Regions from separate parts of the Homo sapiens genome. Here region 2 is linked to region 1. The links are chromatin loops, found by intact Hi-C in ENCODE. Cell type or tissue: dorsolateral prefrontal cortex. All regions are shown on one strand. Each heading gives the region's core, and the rest is flanking DNA. Links, peaks and the distances in the headings are about the cores only. Region 1 overlaps R3HDM1 (R3H domain containing 1). Region 2 overlaps R3HDM1 (R3H domain containing 1).

Region 1 (12,450 bases), core at 1-8,000:
TTCTTTAATCTGAAGCAGAACAGCACAGTCTCTTCTTTCTTTCATGACTTTGACATTTCTGAAGATTTGTTTTGGAAGATCAGTTATTTTGTAGACTGTCCCTCAATTTGGGTTTGTCTGCTGTCTCCTCATTAAAAAGTTCATGTTATATATTTGGGAAAGGAACACCAGAGAAGTAATGTGTCCTTCTCAATGGATCACATCAGAAGGAACCTGACGTCTATCTCTCATCACAGTATTGGTGATATTTACTTCGACTGCTTTGTTAACATGGTGCCTATCAGGTTTCTCCACTGTAAATTACAATTTTTTTCCTTTGTAGTTTTAAGTATCTTGTAGGGAGATACTTTAAAAAAAAATTATGCTTTTCCTCAGAATTTCACCCACTAGTTTTGTAGCCTCTAGTGGTGACTCTTGCCTGATGGTTTTCTTGGTGGTGATCTTTTAATTTCACGATTCTACATTTATCACTTTATATTACACTAAGGTAAGACAGTTTCATTTTCCATTTATTGATTTTTATCAGTATGGACTCATGAATTCTTATTTTATTCTATGGATGATCATTCATTTCTATCATTGTTTTATGCCCCAAACCTCCACTCCTGATCCTGTATTCTTCAAGACGTCCCTATTTTTCTTCCATCCCTTCCTTACTTTCTGGCATAGCCAAGATGGCCTACACCCATCTGGTACTTTCCCTGCACCAACTCTGGCAACAGTTATTTTTCTAAGGAGCCCTAGTTCCTTTTAATGGAGACTGGTTATTTACAAACTACCATTTCAATAGTAGGTTTATCTTATTCTTTTCAGTATTACACACTTAAGGGCATTTTCCTAAATGGCACAGTAATAATCAGTTACCCACTGGTGAATGTCAAGACTGTTCACAGTTTTTCAATATTACAACAGGAAAAAAGAAATATTGTACACATATTTTTGCACTTATTATTTAATTTTTACTGGGTAAAGTTCCAGAAGCATATCTGTGGATCAAATTCTACATTTTGAAAAATGTCTCCAAAGTGCATTCCAAAGAGCTGTACCAATTTACACTACCACAAAGAGAGTCCCAGAGCTTATAACTTGATCTTTGCCAAACTATTACTACGGCAGATTATTGGTCTTCCTGAATTTTCCCAATTATATAGATGAAAAGTAGTTTTATATTTTCATCTGTTTAATGGCCATTGGTAGTTTGTGAGCTGATCTGTAATAACCTTTGTTCCCCCTCCTTTTGTTTTTTTTGAGACAGGGTCTCACTCTGTTACCTAGGCTGGAGTACAGTAGTGTGATCACAGCTCACTGCAGCCTCTACCACTCAGGGTCAAGCAATCCTCCTGGTTCAGCCTCCCAAGTAACTAGCGCTACAGGTGTATACCACCACACCTGGCTAATTTTTAATTTTTTTATAGAGATGGAATCTCATTATGTTGTCTAGGCTGCTCTTGAACTCCTGGACTCAAGTGATCCTTTCTCCTTGGCCTCCCAAAGTGCTGGGATTTTTTTTATTTTTATTTATTTTTTTTGAGACGGAGTCTTGCTCTGTTGCCCAGGCTGGAGTGCAGTGGGGCGATCTTGGCTCACTGCAAGCTCCGCCTCCCAGGTTCACGCCATTCTCCTGCCTCAGCCTCCCAAGTAGCTGGGACTACAGGCGCCCACCACCACGCCCAGCTAATTTTTTGTATTTTTAGTAGAGACGGGGTTTCACCATGTTAACCAGGATGGTCTCGATCTCCTGATCTCGTAATCCTCCCACCTCGGCCTCCCAAAGTGCTAGGATTACAGGCGTGAGCCATCGTGCCCGGCCGGAAGTGCTGGGATTACAGTCGTAAGCCACCATGCCCAACCTGTATCTTTTAAAAAAAGTTAAAACCTGGCTGGGTAAAGCGGCTCAAGCCTATGATCCCAGCACTTTGGGAGGCTGAGCCAGGTGGACCGCTTGAGCTCAGGAATTTGAGACTAGCCTGGGCAACACGGCAATACCCCATCTCTATAAAAAAAAAAAAAAAAAAAAAAAATTAGTTGGGCATGGTGGTGTGCATGCGGTCTCAGCTACTCAAGTGGCTGAGGTGGGAGGATGGCTTGAGCCCAGGAGATGGAAGCTGCAGTAGGCCCAGAACATGCCACTGCACTCCAGCCTAGGTAACAGAGCCAGACCCTGTCTCTAAATGATGAGCCCAGGAGGTTGAGGCTGCAGTAAGCTGTGACTGTGCAAATGCAGTCCAGCCTGGTGTCAGAGGGTAACCTTTTCTCAACAAAAGATAAAACCTTTTAATTCTATAAAATTTCAAGTATATAAAAGTATAGATAGAAAAGCATAATGAAATTCCATGTACCCATCATCCAGGTTCAACTGTGATCGCCCTGGCTTTGTTTTTCCTGAAGTATTTAAAGCAAATCTCAGCATTTTACTTGTAAATATTTCAGTATACAAACATTTATATCTAACGGACAACTCTTTTTTTTTTTTTTTTTTTTTTTTTAATTTTAGACAGAGTCTCGCTCTGTCACCCAGGCTGGAGTGCAAGGGCACGATCTCAGATCACTGCAACCTCTGCCTCCTGGGTTCAAGCAATTCTACTGCCTCAGCTTCCTGAGTAGCTGAGATTACAGGTGCCCGCCACCACGTCCAGCTAAGTTTTGTATTTTTAGTAGAGACGGGGTTTCTCCATGTTGGCCAGGCTGGTCTCAAACTCCTGACCTCAGGTGATCTGCCCGCTTTGGCCTCCCAAAGTGCTGGGATTATAGGCATGAGCCACTGTGCCTGGGTTTTTTTTTTTTTTTCAAAGAGTTGGGGTCTCCCTCTGTTGCTAGGGGGCAGCGCAGTGGCATGATCATAGCTCACTGCAGCCTTGAACTCCTGGGATAAAGCAATCTTGCCTCAGCCTCCTGAGTGGCTGGGACTACAGGTGCACACTGCCATGGCCGAATAATTTTTTGTATTTTTTATAGAGACAGGGTTTCACCATGTTACCCAGGCTGGTCTCGAACTCCTGCGTTCCAGGTCTGCCTTAGCTTCCCAAAGTGCTGGGATTACAGGCATGAGCCACTGCGCCTGGCCTTAAAAAATGTCTTTTGATCATTCAATATCCAAATAAGATCCATACATTATATCTGATATTATACCTCTTGAGTCTCTTTTAATGTATAACAGACCAAGCTCCTATTTCAAAATGCCATCTATTCAAGTAACAGGGCCAATTTGTCAAGTAAAATGTCCCACTGGTATCAGGTATCAGGTAATTTGTTTTTGTTTCTTCTTATATTTCCCATAAACTAGTAGCTAGGGTTAGAGGCTTGAATAGATTCAAATTTCGGTAAGAGTATATCATAAGTAATGCTGTGTACTTCCTTCTATACCACATGAAGAGGTAAATAATGTTTGGCTGGCCCACTTTTAGTGATGTTACAACTGATCAGTGGATTCAGGGCTGTCTCTCTAATTCATCCATTTAAAATACCTCTCAAAATTTTTTTTTAAAGTGAGCAGTTTCTCAACCAAAACTTTTTAATCTAATATTTTTAGGATCTGCTGATGATTTTCTGGCAATTTTCTAATTCTACCATTGCTTCTGCATTTATTAACTGGATTATTCTACAGAGAACATTCCCTTATCAACTATTTGGTTACATTAATATATAGTCATATGGGAAAGGTAGGATAAATGCTTATTTTTCTTCACCAAATTTTAGATCTAGTTTATCTTTTTAAGTTAGAAAACACTTTTTTGAATACGCAGAAGTTAGCAAATAATATTTAAACACTGATTCTTTTTTTCCTCCGTCTTTTTTTTTTGAGACAGAGTTACACTCTTGTTGCCCAGGCTGGAGTGCAATGGCACGATCTTGGCTCACTACAACCTCCACTCACCTGGGTTCAGGCGATTCTCCTGCCTCAGCCTCCTGAGTAGCTGGGATGCATGCTACCACCATACCCGGCTGATTTTGTATTTTTGCATGTGCCACTACACCCAGCTGATTTTGTATTTTTAGTAGAGATGGGATTTCACCATGTTGGTCAGGCTGGTCTGAAACTGGGTGATCCCCGTGCCTCAGCCTCCCAAAAAGTGCTGGGATTACAGGGGAGAGCCACCGCGCCTGGCCCAAATTCTTTTATTAATCTGGCTGACGGGATTTCAAATTCAAGCCTTATAAGTCAATCTTAGGTAACAAAAATGTAACGTTTCAAAATGATAATGAACAAAACCATCTTACCTGGACAATATTGTCTACACTGCTAAATTCTACACACTTCTGTCCTCTCTGGTGATCACAGTAATATTTGTTTTGTTTCCACTGCGGGGGTGAGTGGGCACAAGATTGTGGATTGTTTGGTACACTGAGCTGCATCATCACCATCCCCCCACCAGGTGGCGGTGGTGGTCCAGCTGAAAATCAGAATTTAGGATGCTATAGTCAGAATATTTTAGCAACTAGTTGGTGTTTCTGAACACTAGGATAACAGTAGTAATTTTACATTTCTGAATAAAATTTTACTATTAACTAAGAAAACCAGGTTGAAGCCCTAGTGCATCACACTACAAGTATTGTGTGTTTAAACAGGCATTAAGATGGACTCTGTAGGCCTAAACATCTCACTTATCATAAAGGTAATTTGGAGTAAACAGGAACAGCTGGAAGAGTAATGACAGAAGGCATAGGAAATAACCCTAGAGAGTATCAATACTTCTGAGAAAGGAGAATCAGGATAGTACTGTGATAGCAGCAGTAGAAGGAAAGGAAGAAGTGGACTGCACATGTTAACTATGATTCAGTACAGCACCCTCAATATTGTGGGTGTATTTCAGCACATCACAAATTGAGAAGCTTTTTGTAGAAATGCCTAAGGAAAGTAATCGAACTATTTCTCATATGAACCAATCATCTTATTTTCACTGATTTCTTTATACCTGTACATTGGTGGCCTTGAAGCTGCTGGGAACTGCATGGTGAAGTGGTTCGAGGAAATTGTACTTGTTCTGATCCTGGATGTTGCAGGTAACCTACTGAAGAGCTATGGAAAAAACAAAAAAACAGCATAATGAGAGGAGGATGACTATAAACATTCTTGAATGGGCTGGGCGCGGTGCTCACGCCTGTAATCCCAGCACTTTGGGAGGCCAAGGCGGGCGGATCACGAGGTCAGGAGATCGAGAACATCCTGGCTAATACGGTGAAACCCCATGTCTACTAAAAATACAAGAAATTAGCCGGGCGTGGTGGCAGGTGCCTGTAGTCCCAGCTATTCAGGAGGCTGAGGCAGGAGAATGGTGTAAACCCAGGAGGCAGAGCTTGCAGTGAGCCGAGATTGCGCCACTGCACTCCAGCCTGTGCGACAGAGCGAGACTAATTACTAAGAATAGAGGAAACAACAGAACATGTTCTGACATAGTTAACAAAATATTGACAAAAATTAAAGGCTATTAGTGTGAAACCATTAAGTTACTGCTGTATTTTTGAACAGTTAGTTTTTTTTTTTTTTTTTTTTGAGACAGAGTTCTGCCCTGTCACCCAGGCTGGAGAGCAGTGGTACGATCTCAGTTCACTGCAACCTCTGCCTCCAGGCTTCAAGCAATTCTCCTGCCTCAGCCTCCCAAGTAGCTGAGATTACAGGTGTCTGCCACCACACCCGGCTACTTTTTGCATTTTTAGTAGAATGGGGTTTTGCCATTTTGGCCAGGCTGGTCTTGAACTCGTGACCTCAAGTGATCCTCCTGTCTCAGCTTCCCCACATGCTGGAATTACAGGTGTGAGCCACTGCACCTGGCCTGAGCAGTCTTTCAGACTCAAATTAATATGGGGTTTGTCATAACATTATCTCTGAAGTTTTTTCTAGAATTTTTTTATAATAGTTAAAAACCACAGAATGATACTATTCTGAGAATTCATGAGTAACTGAGAGCCATAATTTATATCTAAAACTCTATTGTCTTTGTCATTTTAAAAAGCTGTCTTACAAAAACAGTATTTCTTAATTTAGTTGGAATAACTTTTTGCACCTGTGTCTCGTATAATTGCATTAAACTTTATACAAAACTACTGAATTACAGAGAATACAGGAAGACATGTTAAATGACAGTATGATGACGCAATCGGTAAAATCCAGAATATGGGAAACTCTAAGACAAATGTGTAAAAACATAAGCAATATTTGCGGGGCAGAAGGAAATACAAATATTAACTGGATATTTGATGTAATTAATGAATTAACCTCAATATTTTAAGATATAAAATGATATTATGTGGGATTTAAAAAATCCTTCAGGGATACATATGCTGAAATACTCATGGATATGAAATACTATGATGCCTGGGATTTATTTCAAACTAATATTGGAGGGAGAAGAGGCAGAGATTTATATGAAAACAGATTAGTAATTACATAATTGGTGATGGGCATATATGGGTTCAGTATACTTCTGTTTATATTTATATATGTTTACAGATTTCCATAATAAAAAGTTAATTCTGTCTTTCAGGCTGACAGTTAATAAGAATTAGTAAAGCTTTATGCCTTTTTAGGGGCAGTAACTCAGAGCGGTTCAATAAAAGGGAAAAAGAGATATAAAGGGAGGATTTAATAGAAAGTGATTTTGGATCATAAGTGAAAACAGTACTTTCTGAAATTTATGTTAATTATGGTTGTAATGTGTAATATAAGTATTAGCTACCTGTGGAAATAATACAGCTTAAGTCTGTAAATGTGCCGAAATTGAGGAAAACAGAAAGGTCCCCAGAGGTGGAAGGTTTTTTAGGCTCTGTTCTAACCCATGTGAACAGCTCTCCTGAGCCATGCCCCTCACTCTGATCTTGTTTGCTAAGGTCTGAGACATGTGGGTGAAAGCAAGCCATCCTGCAAAGGGAAGGGAATACTCAGGTCGGTCACTGAAGTAAGCAATATAGCCCATACTCTACTAAATTACAAACTGCGATTTCATTTTACCACTCTAGTGGGTTTCTAGCACTAGATTACCCGTTAGGTAAATGAGTAAGAATCAAGTTTTAGAATTATGTAAATGAGTTCCAGGCCTCTACTTATCTTCTGAGAGACGTATAGATAATTCAAGGGACATAGACTAGGCAATGAGACACCCTCTTAAATCACTTAAACACTTTAGAAAAAAGAAAGCACAGAAGTCAGTATTTACACTCTCTCTTTAAAAATACAAATATATTATACCAGAGATGAATCAGTTCTATAGTAATTTCACAAGTTTCTCCTCCTTTGGAAGACAGGAGGGAAAGAAGGACTTTTAAAGTAAAGCACCAGGCCTAGTCATTCAAAGTTGATATCCTACCCTTTAACAGAAAAATGAAACATCAATCTCAAATAATCCCATTTATCCCCAAACTTCCTGAAAAGTCCTGACATAAAACTATGAATGGGCCAGCCCCCCGCCCAGCCAGCCGCCCCGTCCAGGAGGGAGGTGGGGGGGTCAGCCCCCCGCCCGGCCAGCCGCCCCGTCCGGGAGGTGAGGGGCGCCTCTGCCCGGCCGCCCCTACTGGGAAGTGAGGAGCCCCTCTGCCCGGCCACCACCCCGTCTGGGAGGTGTACCCAACAGCTCATTGAGAACGGGCCATGATGACAATGGCGGTTTTGTGGAATAGAAAAGGGGGAAAGGTGGGGAATAGATTGAGAAATCGGATGGTTGCTGTGTCTGTGTAGAAAGAGGTAGACATGGGAGACTTTTCATTTTGTTCTATACTAAGAAAAATTCTTCTGCCTTGGGATCCTGTTGATCTATGACCTTACCCCCAACCCTGTGCTCTCTGAAACATGTGCTGTGTCCACTCAGGGTTAAATGGATTAAGGGCGGTGCAAGATGTGCTTTGCTAAACAGATGCTTGAAGGCAGCAGGCTCGTTAAGAGTCATCACCACTCCCTAATCTCAAGTACCCAGGGACACAAACACTGCGTAAGGCCGCAGGGTCCTCTGCCTAGGAAAACCAGAGACCTTTGTTCACTTGTTTATCTGCTGACCTTCCCTCCACTACTGTCCTATGACCCTGCCAAATCCCCCTCTGCGAGAAACACCCAAGAATGTTCAAAAAAAACAAAAACAAAAACAAAAACAAAAACAAAACTATGGATATGTAAACTAAAAAAAAAAATCAAAATATCCACTTTCAACTGTATTAAGGCCACTGCAATAAAAATTATTACCAATATTTTTTTCCTGTTTAGGAGCTGCCTCTTCTCTACGTAAGGTAGAGCCAGACAAACTGCTGTGAAATGCTTCTACAAGATCACTGGAGATTGATGAAAGACATTATAGGATATCCCACAGGTTTCTTCTGAGTTTTTTTTTTTTTTTTTCGAGATGGAGTCTCCCTTTGTCACCCAGGCTGGAGTGCAGTGGCGCAATCTTGGCTCACTGCAAGCTCCGCCTCCCGGGTTCATACCATTCTCCTGCCTCAGCCTCTCGAGTAGCTGGGACTACAGGTGCCCGCCACCACGCCCGGCTAATTTTTTGTATTTTTAGTAGAGACGGGGTTTCACCATGTTAGCCAGGATGGTCTCGATCTCCTGACCTCGTGATCCGCCAGCCTTGGCCTCCCAAAGTGCTGGGATTGCAGGCGTGAGCCACTGTGCCCGGTCCTTCTTCTGAGTTTTTTTACAGTGCTCATCTTATTCCTTTAACATTATAGGGTAATTCAGAGAAATTCCCCTTCTCTCCAGTTAATTAGTTATTCATTCTTACCATGTTTTGGAATTGAAGCCATGATAAAAAAAATGACAAATATAATGTATTTTTAAAGTTAGAAACTTACTTTATCAAAGTGTGATTTTATTTATTTATTTATTTTAAACAGACAAGGTCTCACTCTATTCCTCAGGCTGGAATGCAGTGGTGTTATCATAGGTTACTGAAGCACTGAACACTTGGGCTCAAGTGATCCTCCTGCCTCAGCCTCCCGAGTAGCTAACTACAAGCGCCCACCACTGCTTAATATCAAGCAATATCAATGCTTGATATTAAGATATATTCACTAGATCTTGCAAATTCAAGTGACAGTACATTGCTATTTTAATGCCTTTGACATTTAATACCTGACCTAGGGCAAAGCACCATGTATTTGGGTGTCAGAAGGGAGCACAGGGCTGTGTTCCAACTCTACTTGTTATTCGTTATATGAGTCTGAACATGTTATTTGAACTTCAGCTCTTTCATCAACAAACATGCCATTAGCACTTAAACATGCAATTAGCACTTGCCTTACCAAACTATGATGAAAGATTTGGCCAAATAATTCAAAGTGTAAACAGCCAAACATAAAAATGTACAACTTCATTAATAATCACAGAGCCAAATTAATACATGTTGCCATTTATGAAATGTGAAAACAGTAAAGCGGAGTCAGTACATATTGGGACTGTGAATCAAAGATTTTGGCAAAATGTACCATGGACCTTAATAACAGTCACATCCTTTAACCTACTAATTCCCTTCTAAGGACTCATGCCAAGGGAGTAATTAAAATTGCTTACAAGATGGTTCAATAAAGTAAAAAGATACGACCTAAATGTTCTGCAATAGGGTAAATATATTATTGTATATTCATAAAATGTAAGAGTATGATCATTAAATTATATTAATGAATTTTTAATAGGATGAAAAAATTTTTACTATGACCAATAAGTGAAATATATACAGTAAGATTTCAGCTACATTAAAACTCTGTAAGAGGCTGGGTGTGGTGGCTCATGCCTGTAATCCTAGCATCTGGGGAGGCCGGGGAGGACGGCTCACTTGAGGTCAGGAGTTTGAGACTAGCCTGAAACCCTATCTCTGCTAAAAATACAAAAACTAGCTGGGTGTGGTGGTGCATGACTGTAATCCCAGCTACTTGGGAGGCTGAGGCAGAAGAATCACTTGAACCCGGGAGGCAGAGGTTGCAGTGAGCCGAGATGGCACCACTGCAGTCTGGCCTGGGCGAAAGAGACTCTGTCTCAAAAAAAAAAAAAAAGCATGCATGCATTTTGTAATTATAAACAATACTTTAAAATGCTTTTTGAAAACTGAAAAGTTTAGCTTTTAAATGTTATAGTAGAAAGTTAATTTCAATGAAACAATTTGAATCTGCTTCAGAAAACTTCAGCAGATGTCAGAGTATGGCCATTTGAAGATGTTTATGCTGATATTCTGCAATATAAACCTTCAGTTCAGCCGGGTGTGGCGGCTCATGCCTGTAATCCCAGCACTCTGGGAGGCTGAGGCAGGCGGATCACTTGAGGTCAAGAGTTCGAGACCAGCCTGGTCAGCATGGTGAAACCCATTTCTACTAAAAATACAAAAATTAGCTGGGCGTGGTGGTGGGTGCCTGTAATCCCAGTTATTCAGGAGGCTGAGGCAGGAGAACTGCTTGAGCCTAGGAGGCGGAGGTTGCAGTGAGCTGAGATCACACCACTGCACTCCAGCCTGGGCAACAGAGCAAGACTCTGTCTCTAAATAAATAAATAAATGAATAAATAACCAATTCATTTGCAGGTCAGATGCTCAACTAGGCTTGTAGTCTCTGGAAGAAAACACCAACTTTCTGCCTCATAAGCTTTCTCAAAGTCATAGTAATTTCCATTTTATATATATTTTTTGTGGTGAGGGTATATATACCTAGTATAATATAAACTTTCAATTAATCAGAATTTGACTATATGCTCAATTAATGAAAATAAATGTCAAAATCTTTAATGTGTCATTTTTTGGGTTTTCCTTTAAATGCTAATAGCTGATTTATCTGGGCTTTCTGGTTAAATGCTCATATTTATAAAAGCATTAATTTATAGCTCATCTATTCCCTAATGTGAGCCATTAAAAAAAAACTGAATTTGACTAAAAAATGAAGTATTAAAAAAAGGGAGTGGGGACGCCTGCCCTAAGATTGTTGCTTTCATAGAGCATTGAATGTAGCTTTGTGTTTCTTGGCAGCTAAGATAAAATGGTGAGCCCAGGGATTATATAACTGCCAGGATGATAAGGAAAGCAAGCAGTTAGGCCACTGGCAGGTGCTGGATTGCAGAATATCATAATTGTATTCTAAAATAAATTTACAGCATGCAGTTAATTATAGAGAAATCCAGCCTTCCAGTATCACATATAAAACATACTTCATGTTTTACTAGGAAACTTAGAAGCTGGGCTGGAAATCTTGCCCAAAGAGGATTATTTCCCATTTAATAAATAGGTAGGATGCAGAAGTACCTGCAAGAAGGGCTAATATATTCCTTAAAAAGGAGCTCTGAACTTTTTAAGTACTTAAACAAGTATTTGCATGAAACCTAAAAAAGAGTCTACATTATATATTTAATGGAAAAGATGCCTTCGGCTTGAGAAATTGGAGGGTAGGTATCATAAACACAATTCACCACAAAGATGTCTCTGATGCTCCTGGAGAATGACTGATCTTGAGATGGGGCATATTCTGACCAGCGCATTAGGATGAACCAGCCATCATCAAGCAGCGTATTAGCAGATCTGTTAGAGACAGCACTTTAGTGGGTCAATGAAGTGATAGAAAACACCTGCTAAACAATAATTTCAGTTTTAGTATAGTTGATTCTATGCTGCTCTCTTTTGCCACCTCTTAAGTCTGTTCCTAGACTGAGATCTCTTTACTCTATATGTTTTTCTTTTTTTTGAGTCAGGAGTCCTGCTCTGTCACCTAGGCTGGAGTGCGATCTCGGCTCGCTGCAACCTCCACCTCCCAAGTTCAAGTGATTCTCTTTCCTCAGCCTCCCGAGTAGCTGGGATTACAGGCACACATCACCATGCCTGATATTTTTTTTTTTTTTTTTTTTGAGACGGAGTCTTGCTCTGTCGCCCAGGCTGGAGTGCAGTGTCATGACCTCGGCTTACTGCAAGCTCTGCCCTCCTGGGTTCACGCCATTTTCCTGCTGTAGCTGGGACTACAGGTGCCTGCCACCATGCCCGGCTAATTTTTTTGTATTTTTAGTAGAGATGGGGTTTCATCGTGTTAGCCAGGATGGTCTCGATCTCCTGACCTTGTGATCCGCCAGCCTTGGCCTTCCAAAGTGCTGGGATTACAGGTGTGAGCCACCACACCCGGCCATTTTTTTGTATTTTTTAGTACAGACGGGGTTTTGCCATGTTGGCCAGGCTGGTCTCAAAACTCCTGACCTCAGGTCATCTAACCACCTTGGCCTCCAAAAATGCTGGGATTACCAGCATGAGCCACTGCGCCCAGCCTTTTTTTTTTTTTTTTTTTTTTTCCCCCTGAGACAACGTCTTGCTCTGTCGCCCAGGGTGGAGTGCAGTGGTGCAATCATAGCTCACTGCAATCTCAAACTCCTGGCTCAAGCCACTGTATGTACATACCACATTTTCTTTATCCACCTGTTGATAGACACTTGAGTTGCTTCCACCTCAGGGTTTCTTTCTGAGGGTGATGAAAATGTTTTAAAATTGACCACGGTGATGGTTGCACACA
Region 2 (12,450 bases), core at 2,251-10,250, 140 kb after region 1:
TGTCTCAGATTACTAGTGACTTCTACTTTACCTGGTTAAGGTGGTATCTGCCATTTCCACCCCCCCCCGCCACCCCATAGTTACCATTTTTCTCTTTGTAATTCATATCTTGTGGGGAGATATTTTGTGACCTTGAAAATATCCTGCTTTTCATCACAACTTCTCCATTGAGTATCTGCTGATAGTTCTTGCATGCAATATTTATCATAGTGTTGTCTGCCTAATGATGGTTTTTATTTCTCTCTTTTCATCTATGCTAATTGGAATTCCATGTAAGGAAGAGCTGTCCTTCCTATCCCTCCCATCTATCTTATCTACCTAAATGCCTGTACATGTGTTTTATTTTGTGGGTTACAATCTAATATTCTCATTATTTTGTTTCTCAAATTATCCCACTTTGGGCCATTGGGAGTTCCAACAGATTGGTTCCTGTTGTCCTTTCAACATGCCCTAATCATTTTTTGAATTACTTTCTGGCGCCACGTGATGTTCCAGGCACATCTTGTATTATTCTTGCGCCAGACTCAACCATTTTTCGAAGGACCCATGGTTCCCTTTACTGGAGAATGGCATTTAAAGAAGATCCGAACACTAATGTGCTTACTAGGATATCATTCCTCTGGCTCTCTCAGGACAGAGCTCGGGAATATGTGTATGTACAGTATACACATATTCACACATCTGTATTATGTATTTTTGTATTCATACATCATATATACATATATATTAAAAACCACGACTTCATATGGATACCTCAAACTCCAGTCAATGAACACAGGGTTAATTCTAGCCTACTATCTTAATCTGTAACTTCTTTATACAACAATGAGAAGTCTGACTTTCATTATCTACAATATATTCACTTATTTTTAAAACTTTACACAAAAGGCAGTTTCAGAATTCCTAAGCGATACCTCTGTGAGAAACACATTTACTACTTACAATATTTGTTTTTTGTCTTGTGTTTAGCTTTAGAATGCCTAATCAAAATACTGTTTTCCAAAGTTACTTAGTTCTTTTCTTCCCCACTCAAGTCAGTGTTATTCATTGACTTCATAAATCAAGTTAATATTGTTCATCTGTTAGTGCTTGCATTACATTTTGGGCTCCTTTCTCCACACTTGCCAACATCTAAGTTATTTTATGTTATTTCTGGAGACTACGTAAAAAATTACCAGGGTTCTGAGAGTCAAAGTCATATAAAAAACTATAGTCAGAGAAGTGCTGCTCCCTATCCCTACTATCTTATTCCCATTACTCCCAATCTTTCTACCCCATTCTCATGTATTCCCTGTAAGAAACCAGTTTCAATAGTTTCTAGTTTATCATTCTGGTATTTCTTTCACACATTAAGTTGACATCTGTGCCTGTATTTCCCTGCTTCATAAAGAGTAGCATATTATAGATACTCTTCATACTTAATTCCCTTAATTGCACTGCAAGTAGTTCAGCGATTTTCCTCATTCTTTCTTACAGTGACACAGTACTGCTCCATTGTGTGGCTGTACCATCATCTATTCATCATTCTCCTGCATGGGTATTTAGGCTACTTGCAATATTTTGCAATTACAAACACTCCTAAAATGGATAAACTTCTTTAGAGAAGATTCCTAGAAGTGGGATTGTTGGGTCAAAAGATAAGTGCATATGTCAATTTATTAGGCACTGCTCTTCAGAAGAAGAGCTATGCTAGTGTGTATTTTTACCAGCAGTATCTGAAGGTGCCTTGCACAGAATTAGCTGTCATTCTTTTTAGTTTTCACTAATCTGGTAGATGAGAAATGGCGTCTAAGTGCTGTTTCACTTTTTTTTTTTTTTTTTTTTTGAGATGAAGTTTCATTCTTGTTGCCCAGGCTGGAGTGCAATGGCGCGATCTTGGCTCGTCGTAACCTCTGCCTCCCGAGTTCAAGCGATTCTCCTGCCTCAGCCTCCCAAGTAGCTGGGATTACAGGCGCCCACCACCACGCCTGGCTAATTTTTGTATTTTTAGTAAAGACGGGGTTTCTCCATGTTGGTCAGGCTGGTCTCGAGGTTGAGAAACCTCAGGTGATCCACCCACCTTGGCCTCCCAAAGTGTTGGGATTACAGGCGTGAGCTTATTTCTCTGTATGAACTTAAAACTTTTTATGTGCTTAAGGCCCAATTTTCATTGTTTGTGAGTTGTCCATTTATGTCTTTTCCCCATTTTTTCTATCAGGTCTTTGGTCCTTTGGTGCTCAAGGCTTTTTTTTTTTTTTTTTTTTTTTTTTGGTCATTTAATTATTAAGAGTTCTTTATATATTAGGGATATGGCTTCTTAGCCTTTTGGCTAAAATCAAGTGTAGTATACATTAGTGCTATAGGCCTTTTGGCTAAGGTATATGTTGAAAAAATTTTCTTCCAGTTTGTCAGCTTGTGTTTTTGACTTTTTTTCATGTCGGTTTTTGCCATGTAAAATTTTCTTATTTTTATATAGACGTATTTGTCAATCTTTGGTTGTCTCTGCATTTTGAGTCATAGCCCAAAAGCCTTTTTCATACACAAAGGTTAAATAAGAAAACATGGGTTTTCTTATATGGTCTTTTTTTCTCTCTCTTTAAACATTTAGATTCTTAACCTGTTTGGAGGTTTTTTTTTTTTCTTTTGTAACAGCTAATTATTGGATATAATTTATATAGCATACATTCATCCATTTAAATTCATTCAGTGTCTTGTTCAGTGGCTTTTAGTATATTCATACAGTTGTGTAGCCATCACAATAAATTTTAGAACATTTTCATTATTCCAACAAGAAACTACTGTACCTTTCATCAGTCACCCCTCTTTAGACCAAACTCCCTTAGCCCCCGGCAACCACTAATCTACTTTCACACTTTATTGACTTGCCTATCATTGAAATTTCATATAAATGAAATCATACAACCTGTGGCCTTTTGTGACTGCTTTATTTCACTTAGTATAATGTTTTCAAGTTTCACCCACATTGTAGCATGTATCACTGCTTTTCTTTTTATTGCTGAAATATGTTTCATTGTATGGACATACCACACTCTGCTTATCCAATTATCAGTCAATGGACATATAAGTTTGAATTTTTTGGCTGTTATGAATAATGCTATGAAAACCTGTGTACATGTTGTATTTATTCTTATACATGGTACAAGATGTGTATCTAATTTTATCTCTTTCTAAATATCTCAGTACTATTTATTCAGTGGTATCATTTATTATCTGGGACATTCAGATATATCGGTACCATTTATTAAAAAGCCAATTTCTACCTCAGTGATTTAACACTTTTTTTTATTTTTTTTTTGCGACAGGGTCTCACTCCTTCACCCAGGCTGGAGTGCAGTGGCACTATCATGGCACACTGCTGTCTTGGATGTCCCGGGTTCAAGCAATTGTCCCATCTCTCAGCCTCCTGAGAAGCCACCATGCCTGCTAATTTTTTAGTCAGGGTTTCGCCATGTTATCCAGGGTGGTCTCAAACTGCTGGGCTCAAGTCATTCCCCTGCCTTGCCCTCCCATTGTGCTAGGATTACAGATGTGAGCCACTGAGCCCAGCCCAAGATACCATTTTTATTATTTCCACTTGTACCTGTGTCTGTTTCTGGGCTTTCTATTCCACTTCTCTATTTATTTATTCATGTGACAGTAGCACACAGATTCAATTATAGAAGCTTTATAGTATATGTTTTAATGTCTGGTAGAGCTAGTCCCACCAGCAGTTTTTCTTTTCCAGTTTCTTCCTGGCTATTCTTGTATGTTTGTTTTCCCATAAGACTTAGTATCAACTTGTCTAACTTAAAAAGTAAAAAAGGCTTCTTGGTGTTTTTACTGTGAATGCATTAATTTCAGAAATTAAGGAGAACTGACATCTTTATAATGATGAGCCATCCTATTCAAATCTAATTTTATGACTTAAGTATTGAAAAAGTTTCTTCCTGTAGGTTTTGTACATTTTTATGTTTAATAAGTATTTAATCTTTGTTGCTATTGTAAGTGGAGTTTTCTCTACCATTGTGACTGACTGCTAACTGGCTACTGTCTGTATATGAGTCTATTGATTTTTTAAGTTAATTTTATATCCTGCTATTTTATTGAATTCTATTATCATTTGGATTAATTTTACCAGTGATCCCCTGTAGTTTTCCAGCCATATTACAGGTTGACTATCCCTTATCAAAAATGTTTGGGTTGGGCCGGGCATGTTGGCTCACGCCTGTAAATCCTAGCACTTTGGGAGGCCAGGCGGGTGGATCACCTGAGGTCAGGAGTTCGAGACCAGCCTGGCCAACATGGTGAAACCCTGTCTCTACTGAAAATACAAAAATATCCAGGTGTGGGGACAGGTGCCTGTAATCCCAGCTATTTTGGAGGCTGAGGCAGAAGAATTGCTTGAACCTGGGAGGTCAAGGTTGCAGTGAGCCAAGATTGTGCCATTGCACTCTGGCCAAAACCAAAAAACAGTTTGGGTCGAGGTATTTTGAATTTTTTTGCATTTTGGAATTTCTTCATTATTTTCATTGCACCCTTAATCCAAAATCTGAAGTGCTTCAATAAGCATTTACTTTGTGCATCGTGTGACTGCTTAAAAAGTTTTGAATTTTGGAGCCTTTCAGATTAGGGATGCTCAACCCGTTATCATATAATCTGCAGAGATAGTCTTTCTTCTTTACCCATTCTTATGCCTTAAATCGATGTATCTAACTATATTGGTTAATACCTCCATTATAATGTTGAACAGCAGTGAAGATAGTGCACATTTGCCTTGTTTCTGTATACTGTGGAAATACTTCTAGTATTTCCCATTATATATAAGATTCCTGGCTTTAGGACTAAGATATATAAATTTTATCATTTCAAAAATGTATCCCACAATCCCTATTTGAGAGAGCGGGAGAGAAATATCACAAAATGGGTGGTCTTGTTGAAGGCTCCTTCAGCACCTATGGAGACACTGAGTTTTCCTCACAAATCTATCAATAGGGAGTATGTTAATGAGTATCCTAACATTAAGCCAGCCCTGCATCCCTGAAATAAATCTCACATGGTCATGGTATATCACTTCACAATGATAATATTTAATTTAGCACTTCTGCATCAATATTCTTATGGGATGCTGATTTATAGCTTTCTTTTTTCAATACTGTTCTTACCAGGTTTAAGTATCAATACTATATTTGTTTCACAGAAATTCAGAAGCTTTCCAACATTCCAATGCTCTGGAACAATTTATGCAGCAGTGGAACTATCTGGTCTTTGAAGGTCTGATAGAATTGCTCTGTGAAACCATTCAGGTCTAATGCCTTTTGGTGGGATAGTTTAGAAGAATTATTTCTTTTATGGAAATTAGTCTCTTCAACTTCTCTAACTCCATGTTGGTAATATGCATTTCCCTAGAAAATTACTCATTTCATCTAGGTTTTCAAATAACTGCAGTGAGGTCTGCTAAGTAGTCTCTTGTGATTTTAAAATTTTTTAAAAATTATTTTTAGTGGTTATTTACCGCTTTATCTTATTTTGCATATCTATGTTTTACTCCTTTCCTTTACATGATTAAGTTAGCTAACCGTTTGTCTATTTTATAATTTTAAATTTTCAGAATACAGATTTGTTAGGTCTTGTTTTTCTATTCCCTACCTCATTAATTTCTGCTTTTATCCTTATTATTTCCTTCTGGGTATGCTCTTTAGGTTTACTTTGTTTTCCTAAATTTTGTTTTGAGCTGGAAATTTAATTCATTTATGTTCATTTTTTCAGATAAATGTGTTTACTGCTATAAATTTTTTTATTAAAGCACCATATTACTGGGATGTTTTACAAGATTCCTATTTTAACAGTGCCCTCTTCTGTTAGTATAGCAAAGTCCTGCCAATTATTTGTTTTGTTGTGGGGGGAACAGTTGGCTATGAATCCTGTAACTTTGTGGTTCTCTTTGTTTTGCTGCATTCTGAATTTCCTCCTTTGCTTTATTACCTTTTCACCACTCAACTGCCAAAGGGTGCTTCTCCTCTTCTTATGTACCTTCTTTTTCTCCCCTATAAGCTACGCACTTTGAAGACTGCCTCTTCAGATTGTATGTATTTTTAAGTCCCTCCCTTATAATCCCTACTCTTATTCTATTTGGAAACCTTAAAAAAAAAAAAAAGAATTTTCAGACTTAGGATGGACTTCTTCTGGCTGAACATTTAGATAACGTTAAGATTCCCTCTCCATTTTGTGTTCATTTTTCTTTGCCTGTGCTTGCCACAAAGTCTTGCGGCAGGCAGGAGCTGAATGGGAGTATGAAGAGATCACATGCCAGGATCTGGTGAGTGCTCTCTTTTTAGTTACAGTTATACTGAAGTCTTAAATTCTCTTCAAGTTATGCTATGTCTTCAAATTCTGTATAGATTTTTGTCCTTCTTATTCTATATTTATTTGAAGGAAAATTGGGAGGCAGTAGATCGATGACCACTACTGTCTTTAGCTATTTGGAAGTCCTCCTTGAAAATTTTCTTTTGGTAACAGCTTATCGACATACAAACGACATGTCATATAATTGCCCATTTAAAGTGTATAATTCAATACTTTTTAGTATATTCATAGTTATGTAACAATCACAATCAATTTTAGAATATTTTCATCATCCCATAGAGCAACTGCCCTCTTTAGCTATTGCCTCCTAATTCCTCCATTCCCCATCCAGCCCGAGACAACCACTAATCTACTGTCTCTATAGATTTACCTATTCTAGGCATTTTATATAAATGGTATCATACAATATATGGTCTTTTGTGGCTGATTTCCTTCACTTAGCACAGTGATATCAAGAGTCATCCAAGCTGTAGGATTTATCAGCAATTCATCCTTTACAGTGAAAATAATATTCCATTTCATGGATACACATTTTGTTTATCCATTTGTCAGCTGATAACATTTGTCTTGTTTCCATCTATTGATTATTATAAATATGCTGCTATGAACATTCATGTATTATGCAAATTTTTGTGAGAACACGTTTTCATTTCTCTTGCCTATATATCTGGGTTGACTTGTTGGGTAAAATGACAACCCTGTTTCCCCAGCAATTTGTGTACAATTTAACATTCCCAAGAGCAATGTAGGACGGTTCCAATTTCTCCACATCCTTACCAATTCTTGTGTGTGTTGTTTTATTATAGTCATCCTAGTGGGCATGAAGTTGTATCTCATTGTGGTTTTGATTTCAATTTTGGTTTTGATTTACATTTCCTTGATGGCTAAAATGTTGAGTATCCTTCTATGTGCTTATTGGCCTTATGTGTATCTTCTCTGGAAAAATATCTATTCAGATCATTTGCCCCTTTTAAATTGGGTTATGTGTCTTTACTATTGAGTCATAAGAGCTCCTTATGTATTCTGTATACACGTCCTTTATCATTTTTTAAAATTTTGCAGGCTGGGGCCAGGTGCAGTGGCTCATGCCTGTAATCCCATCACTTTGGGAGGCCAAGGTTGGGTCACTTGAGGTCAGGAGTTTAAGACCAGCCTGGCTAACACGGTGAAACTCTGTCTCTACAAAAACCAAAAAAATTAGCTGGGCGTGGTGGTGTGTGCCTGTAATCCCAGCCACCTGGGAGAAGCCAAGGCAGGAGAATTGCTTGAACCCGGGAGGTGGAGGTTGCAGTGAGCCGAGATGGCACCACTGCACTCCTGGATGACGTGGTGCCTGGATGACGAAGTGAGACACTGTCTCGAAATAAAATAAAATAAAACAAAATAAAATTCTGCAGGCCACATGTAGTGGCTCACACCTATAATTCTAGCATTCTGGGAAGCCAAGGCGGGTAGATCGCTTGAGTCCAGGAGTTCGAGACTAGCCTAGGCAGCATGGTGAAACCCCGTCTCTACAAAACATACAAAAATTAGCCAGTATGGTAGAGTGTGCCTGTAGTCCCAGCTCCGTTGGGGGTTGAGGTGAAAGGATCGCTAGAGCCCCAGGGGTAGAGGCTGCAGTGAGCTGTGATTGTGCCACTGCACTCTGGCCTGGGCAAGAGAGTGAGACCCTGTCTTAAAAAAGTAAATAAAATTAGGCCGGGTGCAGTGGCTCACGTCTGTAATCCTAGCACTTTGGGAGGCTGAGGCGGGCGAACTGCCTGAGCTCAGGAGTTCGAGACCAGTCTGGGCAACGTGGTGAAACCTGGTCTCTACTAAAATACAAAAAATAAGCCGGGTGTGGTGGTGTGCGCATGTAGTCCCAGCTACTCGGGAGGCTGAGGCAGAAGAATTGCTTGAACCGGGGAGGTGGAGGTTGCAATGAGCCGAGATTGTGCCACTGCACTCCAGCCTGGACAACACAGCAAGACTCCAGCTCTAAAAAATAAATAAATGAATAATTAAAAAAAAATAATAAAATAAAATTTTGCTAGTAAACATCCTGTAAATCTTTTATCAGATACATGGTTTGTGAATATTTTTTTCCATCTGTGAAAATATTTCACTTTCTTGATGGCATCCTATAAAATATAAAACTTTTTAATTTGATGAAACCCAATTTATCTGAATCTGACATACTTGAAAAACATTTTTCAACAAACATTTTATATTCCTCATTAACTAAAAAAATATGTCGCAACTCCAGGAATTTCTGGCAGTATAGGCATGTTTTAAAAAACAATGTATAGTTATTTTTGGCCTCAAGAAAAGTAAATAAAAAATGCTAATAAGTATATTGACTTTTCTGAGGGGTCAAAATGCAATTTTTGATCAAGTCATTGCCTAAATGAGTCTTCCCACCATTAGGCTACAACACACACGTTGAAAATACTTTTGTGACACTTCAGGCTAGATGATTTTTTAAAAACGAAAATAGTTTTAAAATTAAGACAACAAAGCTAAATAAAAGAGCAAAGGACCTGGAACAATAAAATTGTACATTTGATGGCATGTAAGAGCAACAAGGACTTTGTCAATACTGGCAAGAAGCTTTATTACACATAATCTCTACAACGAAGTCTGTGAATTACTTAATTTCTATCTTCTTGTGCTCATTTCTACAACTTTGGGAGAACTAATTTTTATCCTAGGTCCTCAGACAGTTGTAAAGGGGAACTGATTCTAGCATTAGGTGTGGGATGCACAATGCAATCCATAATTTGTTTTTCCAAAAAAGTTCTTCTTTCCCTTTGAGTATATAAACAAGTTTTCTCTCCTCTTTTCAGCTGCTAATTAAGTTATACAAAATAGATTCTTGAGAGGCTGAAGGTAACTGTAACACAGTCATCTAATCACTAACAGAAATCAAATGAAAGATTTTTTGTTTGCAAGTACATGGGCCACAAAGTAGAAGGCAATATTTGCTTATGTATTCCTACAGCATACAGACACATCATTACACATGGAAGATACTTTACTACCCTACATGACATTTAATACTGAGATAACTGAACTTGTGTAGCAAATGAAAGGTCAGAGAATTATTCTAGATGCAGTTGGTGGAACACAAGCTTAAGTGGCAGAAAATAAGAATAATTTAGTTGTTTAAAATTCCTCATCTCAAATATCCTAGTAAATAAAAGAGATGTTTACAATCAATAGTTAATTCAAAATCATCAGCTGAGGAAATCGATTTTTCTAATTCTTGAATGAAAACAACAAATGGATCAAGAGTTAACACTTAAAAAGAGCTTACTGGCCGGGCATGGTGGCTCACGCCTGTAATCCCAGCACTTTGGGAGGCCGAGGCGGACAGATCACGAGGTCAAGAGATCGAGACCATCCTGGCTAACATGTTGAAACCCAGTCTCTACTAAAAATACAAAAAATTAGCCAGGCATGTTGGTGGGCACCTGTAGTCCCAGCTACTCGGGAGGCTGAGGCAGGAGAATGGCGTGAACCCAGGAGGCGGAGCTTGCAGTGAGCCGAGACTGTGCCACTGAACTCCAGCCTGAGTGACAGAGCGAGACTCCCTCTCCAAAAAAAACAACAACAAAAAAAAAAGAGCTTACTATATGAAAGGTATGTTCTAAGCATTCCCTATGAGGCAAGTTGTACTAACATCCTAATCTCTGAGCTGGGAAAACTGAGACAGATAGGTTAACTAACTTGTTTAAGGTCACACAACCAGTGAGCGGTAGAGTCTAGTATCTGAAGTGAGTGGTCTGGCTCTATAATCCATGTGCTTAACTACTTTGATATACTACCTATTTCTCTGTGATTATGAATTTTTTTTTTTTTAGATGGAGTCTCATTTTGTTGCCCAGGCTGGAGTGCAGTGGCTCAATCTTGGCTCACTGCAACCTCTGCCTCCCGGGTTCAAGCAATTCTCCTGCCTCAGCCTCCCAGGTAGCTGGTACTACAGGCGTGCGCCACCATGCCTGGCTAATTTTTCTATTTTTAGTAGAGATGGGGTTTCACTATGTTGTCCAGGCTGGTCTCGAACTCCTGACCTTGTGATCCACCCGCCTCGGCCTCCCAAAGTGCTGGGATTACAGGCATGAGCTGCCGTGCCTGGCAGTAATTGCGAAATTAAAAAAAATCTTCTACATTCTTAATAGTTTTAACTGACAAACATCACCATCTACTCTGATTTATTCCTACAGAGTAGGGCAAATCTAGCCTATGTATTCCAGAATATTAAACCACTGAAACTTAAATAGGCCACAGTAAAAACTGCAGGACTTAGTAAGTGACTGGACTGGAGGAGACAGAGGAGATATGATGCCCAAGTTTCTGGTTTGAGTGACTGGGTATACAGAGTGAGAATTAAGATCAGGATTTCCTGAGGTGGGGGTGGGGGAGGAGGAAGTCTTCCCTTCGCTGTCCTCTTACACATTATTTGACTTTTAGGGCAGTGAAATCTCAAGACTGAATCGTTGGACCTCATCCACTTGAGTCTATTTCCCTTACCGGCCAAGTGACGACTCCTTATCCCTTTCTTCCGAGAGGTCACCAATACGCCCTATGAATAGAAGTGTTTTTTAAATGAAAAACTGTTTCTTTTAAAAAAGTATTGTTAAACTTGTATGAATACTAACTCTATTTCAAAGGTTAAAAAAACTGTGGCCAGGCCGGGCACAAGTGGCTCACGCCTGTAATTCCAGCACTTTGGGAGGCCAAGGCGGGTAGATCACCTGAGGTCAGGAGTTCGAGACCAGCCTGGCCAACATGGTGAAACCATGTCTCTACTAAAAATACAAAAAATTAGCCGGGTGTAGTGACGGACACTGTAATCCCAGCTACTCGGGAGGCTGAGGCAGGAGAATCACTCGAACCTGCGAGGTGGAGGATGCAGTGAGCGGAGATTACACAACTGCACTCCAGCCTGGGCAACAAGGGCAAAACTCCGCCTCAAACAAACAAAAAAACTGTGGCCAGGTGCAGTGGCTTACTCCTATAATCCCAGCACTTTGGGAGGCCAAGGTGGGCGGATCACTTAAGCCCAGAAGTTTGAGACCAGCCTGGGCAACATGGTGAAATTCCATATCTACAAAAAATTAGTGGACATGGTGGCATGTGCCTATAGTCCCAGCTACCTGTGAGGCTGAGGTGGGAGAATCACCTGAGTCTGGGGAAGTTGAGGCTGCAGTGAGGCGTGATTGAACCACTGCACTTCAGCCTGGGTGACAGAGTAAGACCCTGTCTCAAACAAAAAAACACAAAAATGTGGCCAGGCATGGTGGCTCAGGCCTGTAATCCCAGCACTTTGGGAGGCCAAGGCAGGAGGATCCCTTTAGGCCAGGAGTTCGAGACCAGGCTGGTCAAAAGAGTAAGATCCTATCTCTCCCCTGCAAAAAAAAAAAAAAAAAAAAAAAAGCCAGGTGTGGTGATGCACGCCTGCAGTCCCAGCTACTTGGGAGTGTGAGGTGCGAGAATTACCTGAGCCCAGGAATTTGAGGCTGCAGTGAGCTATGACTGTGCCTCTGCACTCCAGCCTGGGCAACAGAGTGAGACGTTATCTCTAAAAAAAATCAAAAATAAAAAAACAACAAAGGTAAAAATAGAAAAAATACCTACAGGAAAATCCTGAAATGAGAACAGTAAATGACTTGGGCATGGTTTACCCTTTCAATAAAGAAAACCCATAGTTTAAATATTTAATTAAAGATTTTAAAATTTTACTTTACTTTTTTAAAGGGAAGATAAAATAGATGCAACTTGATATACTCTAGGATACTAAGCTCTAGAGGCGAACAGGTGAAATACTCAGCTTTACCATTCTCACCAGAACATTGGTCAAGCAGTAAGCCCCTAGACCCCTTCCCCACACTGGTAAAAGGTCACACTTTGGGAGTGAAAAGTAAAGCTTATTGAGTGTACGTGTATGCATATACACAATGTACTCATTCATCTTTGGGAAAAATGAAGTTACTGTCTATATATGACTCAAGAAATTAACAGCACCCAAAGTACCTGGGTGTATAATTCCAAGGAATAAGTACCAATTAATTATATTGGGCTCTAACTGGACCAAATGTATAAAGAGAAGCAGGATTGTTAGGAGAT

The links. Hi-C counts contacts between places; a loop is a spot of excess contacts. Peaks named below come from ENCODE experiments on the same cell type or tissue, not always from the same donor. Only the 100,000 strongest peaks of a DNase experiment are listed, where the experiment ranks them.
Region 2: it touches region 1 in a loop (3-fold over the local background); 9 of 110 quality-filtered maps call a loop at or near these places.

The regions. Positions count from the first base shown.
Region 1 is chr2:135,702,000-135,714,449 of GRCh38, reverse strand. R3HDM1 (R3H domain containing 1) reads right to left here. Exons shown (of 27, transcript NM_001378107.1): 22 at 4,914-5,017; 23 at 4,219-4,391. Among named protein-coding and RNA genes, the nearest start is that of UBXN4, 34 kb to the left of the region's middle. In dorsolateral prefrontal cortex, for the core only: CTCF peaks have their summits at 4,146 and 4,369 (motif pointing right); a DNase peak (open chromatin) is centred at 4,359; H3K27ac peaks cover 550 bases.
Region 2 is chr2:135,567,214-135,579,663 of GRCh38, reverse strand. All of the region lies in intron 1 of R3HDM1 (R3H domain containing 1), which reads right to left. Among named protein-coding and RNA genes, the nearest start is that of R3HDM1, 42 kb to the right of the region's middle. In dorsolateral prefrontal cortex, for the core only: a CTCF peak has its summit at 5,827 (motif pointing left); no DNase peak of the experiment used is centred there.